Regions from separate parts of the Mus musculus genome. Here all the other regions are linked to region 3. A link is a loop called in an ENCODE intact Hi-C map of the cell type or tissue named here. Cell type or tissue: heart. All regions are shown on one strand.

Evidence for each region. Peaks named below come from ENCODE experiments on the same cell type or tissue, not always from the same donor. Only the 100,000 strongest peaks of a DNase experiment are listed, where the experiment ranks them.
Region 1: a loop joins it to region 3, with 4 times the contacts of the local background. A loop is called at or near these places in 14 of 42 quality-filtered maps.
Region 2: it touches region 3 in a loop (2.5-fold over the local background); 12 of 42 quality-filtered maps call a loop at or near these places.

What each region holds. Positions count from the first base shown.
Region 1 is chr13:59,629,978-59,632,477 of GRCm38, reverse strand. Naa35 (N(alpha)-acetyltransferase 35, NatC auxiliary subunit) reads right to left here. Exons shown (of 23, transcript NM_030153.2): 20 at 2,338-2,478; 21 at 1,775-1,897. Among named protein-coding and RNA genes, the nearest start is that of Golm1, 45 kb to the left of the region's middle. In heart, no CTCF peak of the experiment used is centred here; no DNase peak of the experiment used is centred here.
Region 2 is chr13:59,625,022-59,627,521 of GRCm38, reverse strand. Naa35 (N(alpha)-acetyltransferase 35, NatC auxiliary subunit) reads right to left here. Exons shown (of 23, transcript NM_030153.2): 17 at 1,925-2,103. Among named protein-coding and RNA genes, the nearest start is that of Naa35, 41 kb to the right of the region's middle. In heart, a CTCF peak has its summit at 1,322; a DNase peak (open chromatin) is centred at 2,411; H3K4me3 peaks cover 363 bases; H3K27ac peaks cover 840 bases.
Region 3 is chr13:59,727,385-59,729,884 of GRCm38, reverse strand. It overlaps Spata31d1d (spermatogenesis associated 31 subfamily D, member 1D), which reads left to right. Exons shown (of 4, transcript NM_177711.3): 4 at 468-2,500. Among named protein-coding and RNA genes, the nearest start is that of Spata31d1d, 3.1 kb to the left of the region's middle. In heart, no CTCF peak of the experiment used is centred here; a DNase peak (open chromatin) is centred at 1,284; H3K27ac peaks cover 1,106 bases.

The DNA of each region.
Region 1 (2,500 bases), 97 kb after region 3:
TAAACAAGGGCAGGATGGACGGGAGATGGATAGCAACCTGAACATCTAACAGGAAAGGGAGACAGAAGTTCAGACCTGAGACGCTGAGCAAGGGACCTGCCTGCCATGGGTGAGGGCAGCCTGGTAGTAGTTCCAGGCCAGTCTAAGCTACAGGATGAGACCTTATCTCAAAATATAAAAATAATGATGATGATAATTTGACATGTCAGAAGCCACACTGTGACCCTATAGATCAATTAACTCAGCTGCTCAGGCTAAAACCCTTCACGTCATCCTGTCTCCTTCCGCATCCCACATCAGGGCTGATTACCCACTGCACCGCTCACTGGACCACTGCTCCGGCTTCCTCCCACCTTTGCTGCACGGGTCAGTTTTAGCAGCACAGAATGGTCCTTTGTCACAAGTCAGAGCTGTCTGTCCACTGCTCACACTCCAACAGCTCCTCCCTCACTACCCACTCCAGCCACATGAGTCCCAAGTCCCTGGGGCTGTCCAAATACTCCAGGGACAGATAGGTCTGTCCTGCATGTGGGTCCTGGTCCATCCCTGAATGCCTATGTGACCTACTTCACCTTCTAGAATTTACTAAAATGGGTTATTTAAAATGGTTGGAGTTCTACACTCTGTACAATACATAATATGACTCCTACCGACCTGCCCTGAGCCCATACCAGCTATTTCTGCTATAATAGGTGCTTGGAAAGACTTTGAATAAATGAAGGAAATGTCTTCTGTTATTGAACCTCCTTCAAATTTCTGTAACTACCATTTTTATTAGCCAGAAGATATATTTTTTTTCTTTTTGAGACAGTGTCTTACTATGTAGCCCTGGTTGGCCCTGAACTCAGAGAGATCCTTCTGCCTCTGCGATCACGCCCCACTAGAATATGATTTTTTTATCTCTTTCCTACTCTCTTCTCCAAGGCATTCAACATCCCCTTAGAGCCTAAGGTACTATCATTAATCCTCTTTTAATGGAAGTGACTTGTTCATATAATACCCAGTCTTTTCAGCCAACCTTCAATGAAATGGCAGCGTACCATTCAGTTTTAACCCTTGCTATCTGAATCTCCTTGACCTTGTCGGTGACCAAATTACAGTTGTGCTGTTTGCAATGAAGACCTGCTATGCTGAGTATTCATCTTCGTTCATCTTCTACGTTGTGTGTGTGCACATGTGTTTATCTGCGGTGCTGTGTGTGACAGGCAAGCACACTCCATCTGAGCCCAGCACTGCTTGGTTCTGACAGACAATGCTAAATCACATGGCACTGAGAGTTGCATCAAGAGTTCCCTCAGTGACTTAGACATGTCAAGAGTAACTCCTCACTAACAGAGTAGATGTATCTCAGTTACACTGGGGATAATGCACATAATCAAACCATCAAATGCTTAAACCATGTTTGCTTTCAAAGTTTGCTCTTGTTGATCAGTCTTTTAATGCAATAGCCTTTTACTTCAAAATGGTCAAGTATAAAATGTTCTATAGTAACTGGATAGTTTTTCATATTTAAAATGTATAATGGAAACTGGGTATTATAGATTATGACCTAATCCTAACACTAGGGAGGCAGAGGGCAAGGGGATTACCAGGAGCTGAGAGGCCAGCCTGGACAAAAGAGTGAAGCCCTATGGTGGAGGGAAGAGACTTAAAATGGTTAACCTGGAATTCTTGCAATTTGACAGCCTGTCTGGTTGACTCATTATAGCTGACACCCCCAGTGGCAGGATGTATGCTTTCCCCAAGGACGTACAGTGAACCCACTCTTACTTACCTCACGGTCTGGATTGGGGATATTTTCAAGGATCATTTTTGCCTGCTGAAAGTGCTTACTAGCTGCCACATACAGCTCTGGAGACTGAGGAGGAGGGCTGTATTTATTGAGGTCAGACATTTCCTAAAAAGAAGGAATGATTTATCACAATATGTTTAATATAAACCTTCTGACTACCCATCCATACAGACTCTTTTTTTTTTATTAAGGATTTATTTATTTACTTTACATGTATACTTTATGAGTGCACTGTCACTGTCTTCAGACACACCAGAAAAGGGCATCCGATCTCATTACAGATGGTTGTGAGCCACCATGTGGTTGCTGGGATTTGAACTCGGGACCTCCAGAAAAGCAGTCAATGATCTTAACCACTGAGCCATCTCTCCAGCTCCCCAGACTCTTAAGCAAATGCTGAAAACATCTCAATCTGTGCCCATGTGACACAAAGTTCTTAACCCGTGTACCCCAAATCTCAATTATCCCCTTATCATCATCTTTAGCAGCAGTCCCACAGCCCGCAGGATGGGTGGCACCACCATGACCTCAGGCAGCAAGCTCACCTTGAACTGCAGGTAGTGCACTGGTGGCGGCGTCATCACACTGTTGAACGGTGCAAACCTGTGCTCATACCGGACCTGCTCACTGTCAAGCTCAAACTTGGGCTTGCGCACTTTGCCATCCATGTCAAAAGCGACCATCGTCTAAAGGTGAAGAGAATGCAAA
Region 2 (2,500 bases), 100 kb after region 3:
ATTAGAATATCTTTAATTTTTTTTCACTGTCAGGACACAATTCACTCCAATCTATTAAGTAAATATTTTCTTTGCAACAAAAATGAAACAAACTGATTTAGAAAGTACAGAAATTATTAGTATTATATAACAATCATTCTAAAGCTTAAAAACATCTAGGCTTATTTAAATTTATTCAAAATATAAAATAAGATATTCTAGTTCAACGCTAAAAAAGAATTTAACCTTACAATGCACTCTAAACCAGAAAAGCAGTTCAAATCTAGGAGAAGGGACGCACTATTTTCAGTGTAACCAGGAATAAGGTAAATTAAAGACTACTCATATACAATTAAAAACCAAAGATCTATAAGATGTTTATGATCTCTTATTATACCTATTTTAGGATGCCTATTTCCAAAACTGCCCTGAAAGATACCAGGTAGGCTACAATATCAAAGCACATATAAGACATTACATTGAAATGTATTATTCTTCTTCTTCACATTGTGTGAGGGTGACAGATGGCGATGAGTCCAGAGAGCACACATGCAGACTACAGGACAGGTCTGTGCAGCCCGCTCTCTCTTCCCACCTTTCCTGTGGGTGGAGCTGAGGTCATCAGGCTTGTGTGGAAAATGCTTTGACCTGCTGAGCCATCGGCGGCCCACGGAAACTAGTTAAAGTTGCCTTTGGAATTGTGTTTTGAAGCTGCATCGTCACAGCTCCTGAAGGAGGCACAAGGGGTCCACCACTGCATGGAGGAGTGCAGAACATCAAGAGGCACCTGGCGGCTCTTAAGGAGGACATGTAGTATCACTTTACAGACTACAAAGGAATCCCCACTGAATACCATACAGCCAGAAGGTTGCTCTGTCCCCTCAGTGCAAAGGTCCCCAGCGAGATAACAGGTGATACTTTCCACATTCTCTGAGGACAGACGGTGAAGGAAAGGGCTGATAGGGCCCTTCCAAACACCAGCTGCTCGTTTTTAAGGACTTCAATAGTCTTTCCTCTCTCAGGGCAATGATTAAGTTAAATGAATTTAACTATAAGTTTAAAGAGCAAACAATACCAAAGTGTAACATATCAAATTTTGACATTTGATGAAGAAACTGTTTAAAATTGTCTCGATCCCTTGATAGGTGAAGATAATTCACGATTGTCATCGTGATGATCAACACTTGCTTGCTGTGTATTTTCTACCTGTTCTCATGTCTAAGATAGCCGCAAACAGCCTCTTCATAGAACTCCCTAGCTTTCCCTCCACTGAAGGGGAAGCTGCAGCTCATCTCCCAGTGATTAGCCTGCAGTCATGGTGTCCACAAGAGAGCGCATTCCACCAACTGCACCCGCACCATGCACCCACTAGTGCTGCACAAGTCAGCAAACAGCACTCTCTCTTCTCCACAGTTGCAAATAAAAGATGGTCGAATTAACCCATTTATTTTTATGAGTATTTTCCATAGAATTATTCCAACAACAGAAAGGACATTTGTGTAATGTTACAGCAATATTTGTGTAATGTTACAGCACTAAAGATGTATACTTTGACCTAGCTCTAATTCTCAAAATATTTTACCAACTGTGCCACAACAGTAAAAATGCACTAAGGAAAAATATTCCAGGGGCCAGTGAGATGGCTGTGCTGGTCAAAGAGCCTGTCAGAAAGACCGACCACAGGACTCCAATCCCCAGAGCCTATCCTTATAAAATCAAATACAGTCCCTCGCATCTCTAACACCACTGTTCCTACAGTGAGACTGTACGAGGAAAGTAACCTGGGGATTGCAGTCCAGCTGGCATGGAGACCGTGCCTCAGCACGGTGAAAGGGAAGCGTGTGTGATCAGAGACTGCATGCACACAGCAACCCCGACTGTACACTTTATAGATGCACACAACGTCTCTGCTCTCGCCATCACTGCTAGCGGCAACAGCGCTCACCAGTAGATGTAGTAGTACTCATGCATGCTGTACAGCTCCAGCTCAAAGCCACTGAGCAGATACTGGATCATAATCCGGAGGTTATGGTAAAGAACCCAGGTTCCTAAGCAGGCCAGATGTTGTCTCTGAGGCTCCTGTTTCAACAACATAGTATGAAGCGCTGCATCAACCTTCTCTGCCTGTCAAAACAATTGTTACTTTAGGGTCAATTAGTCAGATAGTAAGAGAATCTGAAAATATGAGCAGAAGATGTAAATCTCACACTCCAAACAAAGTCTTCCTTTCAAATGCATCAATGGTAAGGTTTGCAAAGGTCTTACCCTGCAATACTTAATATTTACCCAAATTATTCCTCAAAATAAACATGCACATTAATGCAAGTTAGTTTATCCAGGCAAGGAGGTGGACATGTTTGTAAGCACGGAGCACCACCAGTCTACTCCAGAGACTAAAGCAGGAGGATCATGTGAGCCCGCCCAATGGCTAAAAATAAGCCTGCGGAAACAGGCCCTGTCTTAAAACAGACAAGCTTCAACTTGTGACCTCAGGTCTGTGGTGTTAGTAATGGGAGCCACT
Region 3 (2,500 bases):
TGTCCTAGTTTTGAATCTGTCGGTGTGATAAAACACCCTAACCAAAAGGGACTTTAAGGAACAAAGGTTTCCTTCAGCCTACACATCCAGACCATGCTCACTTGTTGAGGGAAGTCAAGGCAGGAACTTGAAGGCAGACCTGACTGCTACTGTACACATCATTGCCTCCAAGCAAGGATGTGAGCAACCTACTTCACATCCAAGCACTGTGGGGAGTACTGCTTGCTAGCTCAAGTGGAGGTAGGTTCATAGTCAACTAGTTTTCTTAAACACGGCAGCACCATCTGCCTAGGGATGGGCCGGGCCTTCAAACAGCCAAGACAACCTTCCCGCAGGCCTGTCTTATCTAGGCAATCCCTCCACAGAGTCTCTTCTCTCAGGTAAAGCCTAGGTTATGTCAAGTTGACAGGTAAAGCTAACTGGAACCCAGGTCCTGACTACAGATCTGAACTTTGTGTGTTCTTCAGCCCCTGTGGGCAGCTCTACGACCCCTTCTACTTCCGGCAAGCGCTTTGTCAGGATCCCCGTTGTGATGTGTGCAATGGAGCCACAGTGAAGGTCAGGCGACTGCTCTCATGGGCCAGCCTAGAAGACTGCTCTGCCTCTGCATCCAGTATGGCTTCCATGGCCTCCACAGCTTCTGTGACTGAGGCCTCATTCACTCTCTCTTCTTCCCTCTCCCCAAGCCCTTCGGGATATCAGCTCTCATCTTTTTCAGTTGCACCTTCTCCCCCTCCTCCCTCCATTCTCTCAACTAGCACGTTCACCCCCTTGGAAGACACCCTTTTGGGCACACCACAGGGTGACTCTCTGCCACCAGAGCCCACTCTCACAAGCACTGGTTTCCCACTGGATCACCTCCTACCTCACCCACTTCCCAAGTCTCCTTCCGTGGCACATCCTGCAGCTCAGCAAACAGAAGGGCCTTTAAGACCGGAAGACATTCTCTCCTTGGCTGGCAGCCATGGTGACCAGTTTCTCCATGCAACAACAACTTGTGATGCCTTGCCAGTGTCCTACCAGCAGCAGCCTGGTGCTCAGAGCTCCTCCCCATCCCAGTTAAAATGCTTAGTTAACCAAGAGATACCCAACCACTGCTCTTCTGAAGATTTTTGGCGGGGACAAGCCTCACCCCATTTCACAGTGCCCCAGAAAGTCCTGAAAATACTTGAGAGACAAGAGGAAAGCCAGGCTGACGTTCTTACACTGAAGGACAGGGAAGGAGAAGCAGAACCAACTGCTGAGCAGAACCTAGGAGCCTCCTTTCCCCTAGGGGGCAGCAGAGTCATACTCAGCGAGCTCAATCCTCAGCAGGGGCTTGCTCAAGTGCAGAGCTCTGGGGGCCAGTTAGAGGCCATGCCCATGCAGCACTTCTGGGGCCTCCCTTATCTCCACAGCGAGTCCATGAGCTGTATCACTACACTGTCATCTCACTGCTCTTCCATGTGCATCTGGTTCAACAGGACCACAGACTCCCCGGCCCTGGCTCCCCCCTCACCTCTGCCCTTGCCTGAGAGACAATCACAGACCTTGACTCAATCTCAGTACCAGAGCATCCAGCTTGCCACACCCCACTCCCAGCTTCAAACACTCCCAGGGCCGTCACCGTCCTCTCAATCTCAGGTTAGGGTTTGCGGTGTGTATTTCCGCAGATCCCAGGAGGCAAAAGCTCTATTGCAATCGGAAATCCACCACCTAGAGTACAACATGATGGCGAAAGACCCGGAGAGGGAGTGGGCTTTACCCTCTGTGGTCCAAAAACCTCAGGAAGAACTTTCCCTCCTTCCTTCAAAGCTCTCCCTGGCCATAAAGTCCTCCAAGCTCCAAACTCCCAGGTCCGTTCCTCCTAGAGACTTCCCCCTGGCTGACGGGTTCCAGAAGATGTTCGAGCAGCACCTTCGAAAGAGGCTCATCCTACAGCGCTGGGGCCTGCCTCAGGGGATCTATAAGTCGCAGCTGTGGGCAAATCCTGACCCTTCAGAAGCATCTAAGAGCAGCTCTGGGCTCTCTGGCTTTAAGCACAAAGACAACAAAGCCTGGCCCAACACTGTGTCGAACCAATCTGGAAGCCCCCAAGAGAAGTCTGTTTCTGTAGAGAGAAAAACAGTAAAAGCACACGAACAGACTCTAGAGATTATCCAAAAATATATCTGCAGTAACTCCAAGACTGCTCTAGACAACAGCCTGCCATCTGACCATGAGAACCTACAGGGCCACTCAGGCAGTCTGTCAGATCAATCTTCAGAGACCTCACAGGTAAGCCAATGTCGGAAAAAATTTGAAACTCCTCCGAAAGAACATTTGAAAAGCCACATCGATGGAACCAATGAGGATCAGGTCCCTGTCACTCTGTCCAGATTAAAGCATCGTCCCCTTCATTTTAAGCCATGTGTGGGCAAGGAAGAAAAAAAGGCTGAGAGACAGTCACCTTCTGATATCAAGGATGAAGATACCAAAAGCGTACACAGAATTACAGTGCCTGGCGTGCAGCAGACATCTG